Regions from separate parts of the Homo sapiens genome. Here all the other regions are linked to region 1. Evidence: chromatin contacts called from ENCODE Hi-C or POLR2A ChIA-PET data. All regions are on one chromosome and are shown on one strand. Each heading gives the region's core, a stretch centred on a gene start or an enhancer-like site at or near the end of the contact. The rest is flanking DNA. Distances are from core to core; before and after follow the strand shown. Region 1 holds the start of RPL26L1 (ribosomal protein L26 like 1). Region 2 overlaps STK10 (serine/threonine kinase 10). Region 3 holds the start of UBTD2 (ubiquitin domain containing 2). Region 4 holds the start of BOD1 (biorientation of chromosomes in cell division 1). Region 5 overlaps SH3PXD2B (SH3 and PX domains 2B).

Evidence for each region. Hi-C counts contacts between places; a loop is a spot of excess contacts on that map. ChIA-PET counts read pairs that join two places held with the same protein, here RNA polymerase II (POLR2A). Pooled maps may share reads with other maps.
Region 2: a loop to region 1 is called in a map of ovary, with 10 times the contacts of the local background. The contact joins the enhancer-like site here to the promoter of RPL26L1 in region 1. A Hi-C loop is called at or near these places in 1 of 168 maps with a recorded cell type or tissue (ovary) and 10 of 50 pooled maps. POLR2A ChIA-PET finds 5 or more read pairs at or near these places in 1 of 52 experiments (K562).
Region 3: a loop to region 1 is called in a map of CD4-positive, alpha-beta T cell, with 3 times the contacts of the local background. The contact joins the promoter of UBTD2 here to the promoter of RPL26L1 in region 1. A Hi-C loop is called at or near these places in 3 of 168 maps with a recorded cell type or tissue (CD4-positive, alpha-beta T cell, CD8-positive, alpha-beta T cell and naive thymus-derived CD4-positive, alpha-beta T cell) and 7 of 50 pooled maps. POLR2A ChIA-PET finds 5 or more read pairs at or near these places in 2 of 52 experiments (A673 and activated CD4-positive, alpha-beta T cell).
Region 4: a map of B cell shows a loop between it and region 1 (27-fold over the local background). The contact joins the promoter of BOD1 here to the promoter of RPL26L1 in region 1. A Hi-C loop is called at or near these places in 5 of 168 maps with a recorded cell type or tissue (B cell, CD4-positive, alpha-beta memory T cell, CD8-positive, alpha-beta T cell and 1 more) and 12 of 50 pooled maps. POLR2A ChIA-PET finds 5 or more read pairs at or near these places in 1 of 52 experiments (PC-3).
Region 5: a loop to region 1 is called in a pooled map, with 4 times the contacts of the local background. The contact joins the enhancer-like site here to the promoter of RPL26L1 in region 1. A Hi-C loop is called at or near these places in 1 of 50 pooled maps. POLR2A ChIA-PET finds 5 or more read pairs at or near these places in 2 of 52 experiments (Caco-2 and GM12878).

Annotation. Positions count from the first base shown.
Region 1 is chr5:172,957,992-172,960,764 of GRCh38, forward strand. RPL26L1 (ribosomal protein L26 like 1) reads left to right here and starts at 1,433. Exons shown (of 4, transcript NM_016093.4): 1 at 1,433-1,477; 2 at 1,874-2,050. The coding sequence starts at 1,883. It overlaps RPL26L1-AS1 (RPL26L1 antisense RNA 1), which reads right to left and starts at 1,377. Exons shown (of 4, transcript NR_026682.1): 1 at 1,299-1,377; 2 at 148-266.
Region 2 is chr5:172,110,094-172,112,866 of GRCh38, forward strand. All of the region lies in intron 4 of STK10 (serine/threonine kinase 10), which reads right to left. Among named protein-coding and RNA genes, the nearest start is that of STK10, 77 kb to the right of the region's middle. RefSeq lists an enhancer at 995-1,464. Within about 2 kb of position 1,343, at least 25 of the 41 ENCODE cell types and tissues checked have a DNase peak (open chromatin) inside an H3K27ac peak, as active enhancers do.
Region 3 is chr5:172,282,388-172,285,160 of GRCh38, forward strand. UBTD2 (ubiquitin domain containing 2) reads right to left here and starts at 1,377. Exons shown (of 3, transcript NM_152277.3): 1 at 1,209-1,377. The coding sequence starts at 1,278. RefSeq lists a silencer at 970-1,879 and enhancers at 1,454-2,054, 2,055-2,654.
Region 4 is chr5:173,615,303-173,618,075 of GRCh38, forward strand. It overlaps BOD1 (biorientation of chromosomes in cell division 1), which reads right to left and starts at 1,348. Exons shown (of 4, transcript NM_138369.3): 1 at 898-1,348. The coding sequence starts at 1,134. RefSeq lists silencers at 1,155-1,204, 1,215-1,284 and enhancers at 1,265-1,524, 1,545-1,624.
Region 5 is chr5:172,360,286-172,363,058 of GRCh38, forward strand. It overlaps SH3PXD2B (SH3 and PX domains 2B), which reads right to left. Exons shown (of 13, transcript NM_001017995.3): 7 at 2,450-2,584. Among named protein-coding and RNA genes, the nearest start is that of UBTD2, 78 kb to the left of the region's middle. RefSeq lists enhancers at 1,129-2,328, 1,315-1,544. Within about 2 kb of position 1,371, at least 5 of the 41 ENCODE cell types and tissues checked have a DNase peak (open chromatin) inside an H3K27ac peak, as active enhancers do.

The sequences.
Region 1 (2,773 bases), core at 183-2,682:
CAGTGGCTCACGCCTGTAATCCCAGTACTTTGGGAGGCCGAGGCGGGAGAATCACCTGAGGTCGGGAGTTCAAGACCAGCCTGACCAACATGGAGAAACCCCGTCTCTACTAAAAATACAAAATTAGCCGGGCGTGGTGGCGCATACCTGTAATCCCAGATACTGGGGAGGCTGAGGCAGGAGAATCGCTTGAACTTGGGAGGCGGAGGTTGCGGTGAGCCGAGATGGTGCCACTGCACTGCAGCCCAGGGAACAAGAGCGAAACTCTATCTCAAAAAAAAAAAAAAAAAAAATCTAGTATTAGTAAACGCAGGTGTTTAACAATGTCACCACTACATGTCAGGGAACACTGATAAACTAAGAGAGAGCACGGGACCTGCCTGGGTGTGGCTGCTGTACTTGCAAGACATCTTCCCTCTCTGAGTTTCAGCATGCCGGCATTTGGCACTAAGTTGTCGTTCAACATATATGGAATGAATGAACGAAAGGGAGAGTTGGAGTTAATAACACCTTGCATAGAATAAACCCCGTCGGTTCTTAACCCGAAGAGAGTCGAGACCCAGAGCCCTTTTCCTTCCCTGCCGCCACGGTGCCCACGGAGGGGGCGTGGTTGATCTCCCTCACAGCTCCGTCGGGACCAGAGACCCGGGGACCTTTTACACCCAGGGTCCGCGCAAAGTGTCGGCCTAGCCAGTGGTTGGGTGGCGCCCGGGCCTCCAGGCAGTCTTCCAGGGGTCGGCGAACGAAACGCGGAGCTCGGGAGCGACCCGGCGGGGCCAGGCACGGGCAGAAGGGCCAAGAGGGCCACAGGTGGGCGCGGAGCGGCCGGAGTGGGCGGGGACTGGATGAGAGGGGCGGGGTCTAGGAGAGAGGGGCGGGGCGGCGGCCACAAACCCGCAGGCACGCCGCCGGCCGCCGTTTAGTCCCAGAGATAGAAAAAAGTAGAGGTAGGAGGGCGCGGCGGCTCACGCCTGTAATCCCAGCACTTTGGAAGGCCGAGGCGGGCGGATCACGAGGTCAGGAAATCGAGACCATCCTGGCTAACAGGGTGAAACCCCGTCTCTACTAAAAATACAAAAAATTAGCCGGGCGTGGTGGGGGGCGCCTGTAGTCCCAGCTACTCGGGAGGCTGAGGCAGGAGAATGGCGTGAACCCGGGAGGCGGAGCTTGCAGTGAGCCGAGCTCGCGCCACTGCACTCCAGTCTGGGCGACAGAGCGAGACTCCGTCTCAAAAAAAAAAAAAAGAACACCAGTAAGCCTCTACCGCAGGCCCTACACAAGCAGGCCCTTGTACTCACTGGCATCGCCCTCCCGGGGCCGCCAGGAATGAGGCACTGAGATCCCACCCCAAGCCGCTGGGGGCGCCATTCGACTTCGCTCCTACGGAAATGGGGCTTCGATGTCTTTCTGCGCTTGCGCGGCACGGAAACTCACTTCCGGCCCTGCGCACTCAGGGTCTGAGGCAGCTAGTAGCCGGGTGAGTGGAGGCTGGAGTTTTCTCGGACAGTGAACTCTACCGCCCCGTGAGACCCTGCCCTATGTGTCGCGGGAACACATGTCACCCCACAGCTCTCTTTGAGTGACCTCCCGACCACCCATTCCTGCCTAACCCTAGCATTCCTTCCTCAGCCTCAAGGTCCCAGTGCTACCCTCTCCCCCACGACCCCTTTAGACGGGCATGCGACCTCCACACACGCCTCACTTTATGTGATAGTCAGACTAGTCGCATCTCTCTGTCCTCCCTCAGTTGCCTTTTCAGAGGCTACCTCCCCTGTAGAGCCTTTGTTGGGGGATGAGGAGTGTCTTGGGTCGAGAACAGGCCCCTGTAACCCACTGAGCGCCCCTTCATTCCGTCTCTCTCCGCCCTTTGTAGAGGGTCACCATGAAGTTCAATCCCTTCGTTACCTCGGACCGCAGTAAAAACCGCAAACGTCACTTCAATGCCCCCTCACACGTGCGCAGGAAGATCATGTCATCCCCGCTCTCCAAGGAGCTGCGGCAGAAGTACAATGTCCGCTCCATGCCCATCCGCAAGGACGACGAGGTCCAGGTACGTCTCCCTCCGGCGCTAGTGGCGCTCGGACACCGTTGCCTAAGAACGTCATGCGTGGAGCAGTCACAGACTCACATGCCTCAGGACTCTGGAAAGTAGTGTGACCCTTCAGATGTGTTAGGCCAGAGATAGGGTTCAGAGCCACCAGAGAGTGCCTGCGTTGCTTTAGAGCATTTAATTATTTAATAGTAATAGTAAAATTTAATAAAACAGTATGTCAACCAAGCAAAAACCTGCTTTTTTGTTTGTTTTGTAGAGATAGGGTCTTGCTATGTTGCCCAGGCTGGTCTCTGAACTCCTGGCCTCAAGTGATCCTCCCACCTCAGCCTCCCAAAGCACTGGGATTACAAGTGTGAGCCACCGTGCCCCACCAAAAATACTTTTGATTTAACCTTCTGGCTGCTAGTTTGCCAAGTGTTGTTGCCCAGGGTGGCTTGTTGAACCAGACTGTAGGGGAAGGTGCTGCAGTGAGAGTAGTGTTTTAGTGTATTTGGGTGTAGTGGGATTGATGGACAGAGATTTGTGGGAGCTGGCCATGTGATAGCATTGGATTTGGCAGGAGAACTGGTAAAGATGCAGCGAGTCACTCTTTCATAATTTCTAAAAGACTGGCCCATGTGAGAACGTACAAGCCCTCTGTTCTCTGTGATTGGAGCTTAGAATGCATGAGAGGAGGGAAGGGAGTTGGATATGAGTGAAATAAGCAGGGGCTAGATTCAT
Region 2 (2,773 bases), core at 93-2,592, 850 kb before region 1:
GGAGCGAGACACTAGCCGGGATCAGAGAATACAATGAGGACCCTCGGGGAATCCACAGTTTAGTTGGGGGAGCAGAGAGTAAGCAAATAAACAAACATCTACTCCTAACATGGAAAGTGTTGGGAAGACAGGACCGGGGCTACTCAAGAGTGCACAGTAGGGGGTGTGACCTCGAGGGGACGGTCATGGAGGGAGGGCTGGGGGCTTTGGAGGAAGGACAGTTTTATTCAGCATACACTAACTGCACATCTATTATGTGCCCGACACTGTTCTAGGCACAGAGATGAAAGCAACCAAGTCCTGCCTGACATGCCACATGTTATTCCCGTGGTGGCGACAGGCACCTGGCAAAACCCCCGGAATGCCTGGCAGCGAGAAGGGCCCAGGGCTGAGAAGGCAGGGAGAAGAACACAGTGCTGGGGTGCAGGGTGGGGAGCTACTTTAGACACAAACTCAGGATCTGGGGGAGGTATTTCCAGGCAGAGAAAACTGCAAACAGACTGGGAGGCAGGAAACAGCAGGCTGGAGGGACCAGCGGGGACAGGACACAGCCTGGCCGGAAGGAGGGGGCCGGGGGTGGAAGCAGATAAGGCAGGAGACGGGCAGGGCAGTTACAAAGCCTCTGAGCCTCAGTTTCCCCATCTGTGACACGGGGGTGATAGCACAGAACCATTGCGCAGGTTTTCCTGAGGATTAAATGACAAACGCAAAGCACTGTGATGCAAGGTCCACTCGTGGCAAAAGCGAGAAGATGGTGATTCTTTCACCGGCCCATGAGCCAGTCCAGCCTTTTTCAGGCTGGGGCAAGGCTGAGGCTGAACTAAGACCCCCCGGCACCTCCTGGGAGTGGTCAGGAAAGCTGGCTTCTGAGCCCCGGTTAGTGCTAACTGGACAGCAGTTGCTATATCAGGGGACAGTCTGGCCAGCAAGAGGGGACAGGGGGCCCTCAGCCTCCTGAAGTGGGACCAACAGGTGCTGCAAGTGAGGTGCAGAAGCAGGAAACCCAGGTAGAGCCTGGCTCTGCTGATGACTCTGGCAGGCGGCTCCCCTGGGCCTCCAGGGTAAGAATGGGAAGCTGGCCCCACCTTCCTGCTGGGTCAGCCAGGCCCCCCTGTGGGCCTGGCTCCCTCGCAAACACCACTAAGGGCTGGCACATCATCCCATCCCAGGAAACCTTTTGGGAACAGTGACTGCCTCTCAGGCCCAGGGTGAGGATCCCAAAAGGTGGCCACTCCCCGACCACAGGCCCTGCCGATCCCTTCCTGAGAAGAGAGACGAGAAACAGAAACCACCAACGTGCAATGACACACCGTAGGTCCCCAGGGCCTCCCTCAGGCACGCACCAGCCAGCTCTTTGGGTAGCTGCTACTTCCCCTTCTGCCCCACACGATGGGGCCCAGATGGGAGAGTGGGGCAGCCCCACCTTGCAGCCCAGAGAACTGAGCCTGTTTGCTCCCTCCGCAGAGTTTATAAGGGAGTGTCCCTTGATAGCTGATGGCTGCCCTTGAGCAATTCAAAAGGGATTTTCACCATGCAGTCTCTTCTGATGAAAACACTCCCCCTTCTCCTCCCATTTTAAAATGTATTAGAGACAAGGGCGGCGGAGATAAGGGAAATCTCCCTTTCTCCGCTGTAATTTCCATAAAGAAAGAGATCATTTCTGCTGTGGCCACAGTTGTATCCCTGGCACGTTATCTGGAGCAGGAAGCACTCAACAGGTTTATCGAATGAGCATGCTCATAAATAAATAAAGAGACAGAATTTGCTAAAATGCCTTTACTCATATATGTAAAAAATAAAACTGGGTTTTAAAAACTTGTTTGCCAGCAATTCTATTTGTAGAAATCCATCTCTAAAACCAGATCTATAATATATATGGATGCTTATAAAAGCAACAGCCAAAAAGAATGGAAAATTGGAAATCATCCAAAGTGTTGCTGGAGCTTCATTGCTGAATGGTTAGATAAGTTGTGGTTCACCCCAGCTATGAAATAACATGCAGCTCTTAAAAAGAATGAGGCTGTATTTGTATGGACTAACTTGGAAGTGTATCTCTAATACATTAATACATGTCCCAAACATGTTGCTGACTGACTGATGAGTCTTATAAAATGTGTAGCATGATTCCAGAAATGATCCAAGTGCAGGTACTCCAGTAGAAGATTATCTTTAAAGGAATAATATATGCATCTTGTGTGTACATGTCTGCACGCATGTGCATACACACACACACACACCGGTCTGGAAGTCTGCACATCAAACTTAATGTTCATCTCCCTGGAAGTGGGATTTTGGTGGGGGCAGTGCACAGAAGGGACCTTACTTTTTTTTTTTTTTTTTTTTTTTGAGACAGAGTCTCGCATGTCACCCAGGCTGGAGTGCAGTGGTGTGATCTTCGCTCACTGCAAGCTCCACCTCCTGGGTTCACGCCATTCTCCTGCCTCAGCCTCCCAAGTAGCTGGCACTACAGGCACCTGCCACCATGCCCGGCTAATTTTTTTTTTTTTAGTAGAGACGGGGTTTCACCATGTTAGCCAGGATGGTCTCGATCTCCTGACCTCATGATCCGCCCACCTCGGCCTCCCAAAGTGCTGGGATTACAGGTGTGAGCCACTGCACCCGGCCAGGACCCTACATTTTTCACTTTACACACTTTTATTCTTTTTTTTTCAGATGGAGTTTCATTCTTGTTGCCCAGGCTGGAGTGCAATGGCACGATCTCGGCTCACTGCAACCTCCACCTTCCGGGTTCAAGCAATTCTCCTGCCTCAGC
Region 3 (2,773 bases), core at 127-2,626, 680 kb before region 1:
GTCATACAGGATACCCACAGATTTTAATAAAGTGGCATGGCTAACCATCATGGAATTCAGGAAATCCATTAGCCAAAAAACTTAGGTGTACATGGTTTGTGAAGAGAGCTTAAGTGACAGGGCAAGCAACTGGTCTAAATGTTAGTATGCTACGAAAAAGTTGTAAACCCTCCCATACCCAAACAATTTAAAAATTTACAGACATGCACATTTTAAGGCAGCTAACATTAGGTCACAAATCAAACCAACGCTGTCATCTTTGCCTAAAGGCTGTTTATCACTAAAATATTCTACAGAATGGACGTAACCAAAGGTCACTTAAATAAAGATAGAACTAATTTTATTATTATACTGCCATACTACAACTACTACTGATTGAATTAAAATACCTATCCTCAGCACGCTTTTACTATAAAGTAGGAGTGCGTTCCCGTGTTAGAAAACTTTTAAAGTACTGATCTTACTGGGTGGGGTAAGTCAGGGTCCAACTGCACTTGTACTTTTATCCTACATATTTTCCTTCTACGTAAGACAGATGGGAATGTGATTAGCCCACCCCGACAGCACACCGGCCTAACACCCCCAAGCTCTAGCTAGGAGCCACGTTTTACCCGGGAAGACCGTTTCCCCACCCCTCCTTAATACAATGCCTGCGGCCACTGGAGACTCCTCCAGCCGAGCTCCAGAAACTCGCAGGTTTAAATGGCCAATCTGGAACCAACCGGGGCAGCTGTCATCTGAAACTCAGGAAAGCTGAGACCAGCCAACTCCACAGAACAAGGAAGGGTGCGGAAAGATGTGGCGGGGCCCGTCGGAGGGAACGCATCAAGCTCCCTCCCCCCGCCATCAATTCGCTTTTCTGCAACCCCGGCGCCGCCATCCTGATCCTCAATAATTAAACGGCCTGGAGAGGGAGTGAGGTGGCCAGAAGGGCAGCTTCGGGTCCGACTTCCCCGAGCCGAGCGGGGCGGTCGGCGAGGCCAAGGGCTACGTCCCCGGCGCTCAGAGGACTTTTCTTCAGGGCTGGGGCGGGAAGGGGCGACCCCCGCGGCTGGCAGGACAGCCGGAAGCGGAGCGCGGGGAATGACGTGGAAGAGGGGATGACAAAGGGGCGCGGGGGCCCGGCGCGGCCCGCGGGGGTCGGGACAGGTGGCCGGGCCTGGCCGGGAACAATGGGGGGCCGAGGCTGCCCCCTGGCGCTCACCTACCTCCGGTGCCCTCCGAGTTCTCGTTGAGGCTGCCCGAGGAGTCGTGCTGGGCGCCCACACACCCGCCCATGGGGGCCCCCGGCGCCTCGTCCGCCACCTCCGGACGCTCGTCCGGGCCCGCCGCCGCCGCCGCTGCAGCCTCCTCCGGCGCCACCGCCGAGCTCCGGACAGGCGCGCCGCTCCGCTCGCCCGCCGCGGCCCAGCCTCCGCCCCCCTCGCCGCTCCACCCACCGCCTTGGCTCGGCCCCTTCCTCCGCGCCCACTTCTACCTCAACCCCCGGGCCGCCCGCCCGGCAGGCCTGGCCCGCGCGCCGCCCTCGCCTTCGGCTCAGCCCCGCCAGGCCAGGGCTGGCCCATCCCGGGCGGGCCGCAGCGCCCGCCTCGCCCCCTCACAGCCCCGCACACCCGAGTCCAGGCGAGCCCCGCGCCGGCGCCTCGCGTCCGCCAGGACCCATCGGCCCCCGGCCCGCGGCGCCGCCCTCCGCACCCACGGCCTGGGCTCGGCCCGGCCCGCCCGGAATCGCCGGAGAAGGGCGGGGCCACCGGAGGCCGCGCTCTGATTGGCTGCGGGCGGGGCTGCGAGCGGAGCGGGGCGAGGGTGAGGCGGGGGAGGGGACGCAGGGGGCTAGGTGGGGGGAGGACTGCAGGCGGGGGGAGGACTGGAGGCGAGGGGAGGAGGAGAGAGGGAGGACGGGAAGAAGAAAGGAGAGGGAAGAAGGGAGGGAAAGCAGGAAAAAGCCGAACAAAAGTGAGAAAAGAGGAGTGGGAAGGGGCGAAATCGAGTTCCTGGCTCCTCGGCCGTCGGCTCCTTCTTGCTGGTGGAAGCGGGTCGCACGGGGGAACCGAGAAGTAGTCGTGGAAGACTCGCAGGCGGGGACGGGGCGGTTTCCCAAATAACGGGGGCTCGGGGGAGAGTGTCCTGGCCGAACGTTGAGGTCCCAGCGCCCTTTGAATTTGTATGGCGCTCCGTGGGTTGGTACCCCGAATCTGGGCTTCCTCTTGCCTGCCCACCCCCGTCTTCCCTAAAATCATGGGGCCCCATTATTAGGGGTGGAGGCAGTGGTTGTGGCAAACCAAACTGAGATTAGAGGCGAGGCGTCCTGATGGAACGCCTGGAAAGAAGAGATAAACGCTGACCTTAGTTCAGGGGGCGTGGGTTTCTTTCATTTTCACGGGATTAATGATTCAAACAATACTACTTATCAAGATCCTGCCTTTGGGTATCTTAAATCGTCCTTAGGCCAAAGTGAAGTGTAAATGAGTGAAACACCCTGCCTTTTCGAATCTAGAATTTGGGACATTGACCACGCCCAACATTCTTGGCGGTTACTTTTCCAATCTCAGCCAAATTGTTAATGGTCCCTTTAGAATTGTGCTTCGTGCTATGATGCCTTAAAATTGTTATCATCCTGCTTGGGACTTTCTAAAGCTTATTTCTGCCTAAGAAGCTGTTTTAACTATCTGCTCCATTTTTATATCAGACTTTCTTTTTTTAACATCCTGGGTCAGCTTTTGCTTAGCACGAAAAAAAATTTTTTAAGTTGAAATACCTAAGAAAGAGATGC
Region 4 (2,773 bases), core at 98-2,597, 660 kb after region 1:
AACTAGAGGCCAATAAACGTTCAACGAATAAACAGACTACGTTTTTCCCTATCTTAAGGTCTAATTCTAAGCTCACAATCTTGCTGTGAGGTAAGCAAAATGTTTCCATGACAGGCTCTGGTAGGAGAAATCACTACCCTGCAGGAGTCCAGTGACAGGGTCTCCTAACCTACAACCACAGTCGTGGCTAGACAAGTTTTGAAAAGGAAGAAAATGAACATTCCAGCAACTACTGTATGTCTGATACTTAACACCCATTATTTCATTGAATCCAAACCACCCTGACGAGTAGGTAAAGTGAAATAGCGTTTTACTGGTGGGACTGACCAATGGCATTAGGATCTCAACTAGGCACCAAATCTCCTTTTATCAATGATGAAGTGCAAAATAAGGGTGCTGTTTCTACAATTTATCTTAATTCAACGCCGTACTAGTCTGCAAAACAATGAGCTAGAGAAAAGGAATAAACAGCTATAAAATGGTGATGACTGTGTGTTCAAATCATTGTGTTTAATGCCAGCTTCTCAGTGGTGAGTACGGAACAGGTGGAAATTCTAAAGCACGCTTGCTTATCTACTTGGTTTCGAAGTTTGTTATTAAGGGCCTCAGAGGAGTTCCATCTTGGGAATGATACGGTCTAGGCTCTAAAACCCACATTGAAACCCCAAGTTCGGAGAAGGGACTGGGTAAAATCACAACTAGTAGTAAATGTATCAGGCAGGAACCCACGTGTGCATCGCTCAGAAAGCTCTCCGTACTGCCCCAAGCGGTGTAAGACCTCACCGCTGAGATTTCTAAGCTATCTTTTGTTTTGCTCTCGGCTTTCGAAAATCAAAGCTGCCACCCGGCGGCCTCACGTGCAGCCCCGCTCCCCAACGCCCAGGCGGCCGCAGCTACCTTGGTGTCCACGTCGGCCAGGCAGTCCCGGCGGAAGCTGTCAAAAAGGCCCCGGCTCTTGAGCTGCTCCACGATGAGAGCGATGAGCTGCGGGTCGCCGGGAGGCAGCGAGGCCGGGTTGATGGGGCCACCGCCCCCGCTGGCCCCAGTAGCGCCAGTCGCTGCCCCGGCAGAGGCCTGGCTAGTTCCGCCGCCGCCCACCGCGCCAGTTCCCCCGCCGCCGCCGCCGTCCGCCATGGCTGCGCCCCGGGCCCACAAGGGAGAACGACTATAGCTTCTTCTCCAGGACAGAAGGCCTAGAACGTGTAGAGGTGGTGAAGGGGGCGGTGAAGGAGGAGGGCCCCAAGGCGGCAGCGGCGGAGGTGGCGATGGCGGCAGGGGCGGTGGTGGGGGCGGCGGCGGCGAAGGCCCCCTCTGATACAGCAGAGGTTGTGGTGGACGCGGCAGAAACGGCCTGCTCGATTCCAGGCGCACCCCAGATGGCGTCAACGTTGACCTTTGCATTGTGGGGCGGGAAGTTTTCTGTGGCCATCTCCGGCGTTCTTTATAGGCAGCGGCCTAGCCGAGAGAAACTACAACTCCCGGCAGGGTTCGTGCTTGCTCGTCGCGATTTCGCGGGGTAATATGGGAACTGTAGGCGCAGGCCTCGTGATCGCTGCAACCCGCCAGGCCTTCCCCGCCAGGCCTTCCCCGCCCACTCTCTGCTCACTTCCCATTCAATCAACACGTCCCAGCAGTGCCCGATTATAACAGTCATCTGTGGAGCTGATTAAAAGTATAGATTACCAGAATTATTTCTTAAAGATTTTTATCCAGTATTTACGGGTCGAGACCTAGCAATCTGTGCTTCAGCATGCACTCCCACGTCCTTCTTGAACAACATGTTCCGGGAAATTCCGGAAACAGTGGAACAGTCAAACTTCTATTGTTCAGAAATTTGTGAGTTTCCCTCCTTTTGGTTTTAATAGCAATGCATACTCATTTTAGAAAATTGGAAAATAACGGAAAAGTGTGAAGAAGAAAATAAAAGTTTTCCTTAAGTCTGTCTTATATGTGTGTGGATTTCCTCCCAAATATTAAATATTGTCAATCATAAGCCAATATTGAATAATTGAAAAGTGTCAGGCGTGATGCTATGCACTTTCCACGCACTTCTTCACGATAATTTAAAAAAGCAGATACATACTACTATTATTGCTATTTACAGACGTAGAAATGGAGGCAGAAGAAAGTTTGTTAACCTAATCACATACCTAGAGGTAGAAAAGTAGGATTTGAACCCAGGTTTTGAGGATCTAAATCTTGCATTTTAGCCTGAGGTATCCTGAGAGCTAGTTGGTATCCCACAATAGGTAAGGCTTTATATCCTGATTTTTTTAAGTAGCCACAATTCACCATTGGAATCCTATAGCTGCCACCATTATCCTCTCTTCCCTTCATCTTTTGCCTATTGTTAGCTCAGCTCCCCCTCCCAACCTCAGCAATTATGTCTGCTATTGTTGTTTCCTCATCTTACACAAGCAGCAGAGGGGATGTAAATAGCAAATTCTGCAATATCCTTGGCTCCTGCGAAGATGCAGAATTGGCAAAGATCCAGGATGTTCTCCACACCAATATTTAGTACTCAAGACAGTTTAATTTTTTTTTCTTTTTTTTTTTTGAGACAGAGTCTCACTCTATCGCCCAGGCTGGAGTGCAGTGGTGCAATCTTGGCTCACTGCAGCCTCCACCTCCTGGGTTCAAGCAATTCTCCTGCCTCAGCCTCCCGAGTAGCTGGGATTACAGGCGCATGCCACCATACCTGGCTAATTTTAGTATTTTTAGTAGAGATGGGGGTTTCACCATGTTGGCCAGGCTGGTCTTGAATTCCTGACCT
Region 5 (2,773 bases), core at 121-2,620, 600 kb before region 1:
TTGCTAGATCCTCACCACAGCCTTATGAGGTGTGTATTATTATTGCTGCCATTTTACAGATGGGGAAGCCGAGGCTCAGCAACTCTCTCAAAGTCACAAAGATAGAAAGCAGCAGTGCCAGGATTCAAACCAAGGCGGTCTCTGAGCTCTTAACCATTTTCACTAATGCCTCACACACTGCTGGAGGGAGGATAAATCAAAACAGCCACTGTTTTGGAAGCAGACAAGTTGGTGGTATCTTAAAATTTAAAATATGTGTGTCCTGGCTAGGTACAGTGGCTCACGCCTGCAATCCCAGCAGTTTGGGAGGCTGAGGCGAGTGGATCACCTGAGGTCAGTAGTTCGAGACCAGCCTGACCAATATGGTGAAACCCTGTCTCTACTAAAAATACAAAACTTGACCAGGCATGGTGGCATGTGCCTGTAGTCCCAGCTGCTTGGGAGGCTGAGACAGGAGAATCACTTGAACCCGGGAGGTGGAGGCTGCAGTGAGCCAAGATCGTGCCACTGCATGCCAGCCGGGGCAACAGAGTGAGTCTCCGTCTCCAAAAAAACTAAATAAGTAAAAAAAGATATGTGTATCTTAGGGTCCAGCTGTTTCACTTGTTGGAATCTAACCTAAAGAAACACTGACGTGCACACAGACATGTTCACACTGGAGTACGAATATGAATATATGAACATGGCTCACTCGGGCACTGAATACTACGCAGATGTGAAAAAGTATCAGAGGAGCTAGATAGTAACTAAAAAAAGTTGCAGATCAAAATGTATACAATGACACCATTGGGTTTTTAAAAAACCCACAAAAATACATATATATACATACAAAATATGATGTGTTTGTATATGTACAAGTATATATGTATGAATGAGTACCTGTGTATGTGTGAGTGTATATGTTCACACGTACACACACGCACACATACACACATGTGTATATAACATTTTCAAGAAAGATTCATACCTAATGGATAGAAGGGCTATCTAGGGTTCAGAAAGGGGGTTAGGGTTGAAGCTGGTAGAAAAAATAGATTTTAGTTTCATCATTAATCTTCTAAGAATAATGTATCCACGTATTACTTGGATAAGTACAATATAATTAAAAATAAATGTCATCAGTGTGTTGGCTACTTGAAGATGTACCCACTCACCCTCTCCCTTCTTCTTGCTGCCCTCTGGACATACCAACACTCTTCCTGGCCCCCACACTTCTTCCCAGTCACCCAAGCTTCCTGACTTCCTGCAAGCTGGGGGCCCAGGGCAGTGGGTGCTCCTGTCTTTACGTCCCCATGGTTGTGTCCTAGCCACATCATACAATCTGCACACACTCATTCTCAGGAACTGGAAAGTCACATGGCCTTAGGGGCTGCTGGAGTTGGTTTCGAATTCTGGCTCTGCAGGCTGTTGTGAGATGTGGGGTGAGTGACTGAGTTATTTGGAGTCATGGTTGCATCAGCTGTGAAGCAGGGATGGCAACTCCTATGTTGAGTAACCAAGGAAGTTTGGCTGGCTGGCGCTGGTCTCGTGACTAATGCCACCACCATCCAGATGATGTTAGAAACATCATCTTTCTCCTCTTCTTTGGACCTCAACTCGCCATTGGGCTGTCACAGAGACTGACCCACTAATGATAGGATTAGCTAACGTCACATGTTAGCCACAACAAACCCAGTCGTTTCCACTGCATTTTCCCAGGGAGGATCTGCTTATTTCCTGCTCTTTGCCTTCAATGGGGTGCAATGGCTGCTTTGTAGCTAAGGAAGGCAAACGGGAAGGAAACCCACATTTTTTTGAGCATCTACTGTGTGCTAAGCACAAGTTTAAGCACTCTTTGTATCTTATCTCACTTAATCTTTACAATCACTCTTAAGAGCAGAAGTTTTTATTTTGTAGATAAGAAAACGAACAGTCAGAGAATGAAGGCACTGAACCACTGTGAAATGTGGAATTCTGATGGAAATCCAGGTTAAGTGTCTCAGTCATACCACATTCTGTCCCAGACCCAGCCAGTGTTCATGACCAGTGGTCCCTGTGATGGGCAGGTAGGCTAAGGAGACAGGGAATGCGCCTGTCCCATTAGAGCCCAGAGCAATGGAGCCTTCTCGGAGACTCCCATGGGTAAGCAAAGGCAAATCAACAGAGCACATTTCCAGTGAATGCTGGACTTTGTCTGCCAGTGCTTTAGAACCAGAAGGAATGTTTATAAAATGTCAACGTCAGAACAAATCGGTACCATCTGAGCCAAAAGGATAATGGTGAGTGGTGGCCAGGTGGGATATTCAAGCACAGTGATCAAACAGGGGCCTCTTTCTAGGAGACCCTCAGCAGGATCTATGGGAACTGGCCAGTCTGGACTGGCCATTTCAGTTTCTGAGTTTCCAAATGTTTCATGTCCCAGGGGCTTGGTGGCAGGGTAGTGGGAGAGGGAGATGGTCTAGGTCCCCACCTGACTCATTCTTCTCGATGATGTCCACCACCTGCCCCACGCTGAGGCTGATCTCCGAACTCTCCTGCTTCTGGTAGTTGGCTACCACCACATACTGCTCCAGGACCATGGGGTCCACTGAGGTTTGGTCACCCCCTGTGGATAGGAAACAGACATGACATCTGGCCACCACTCATGCATGAAAGAGCAGGAGTCAGAGCAGTAGGGCGGGTCAAGAGGACGTTCCAAATAAAAAAGCAGCAGTTACAGGACTCATCTCAAGGGTGACTTCATCCATTCATTGTTCTATTCATGTGCTTACTCAACCACCAAAATTGACCAAGT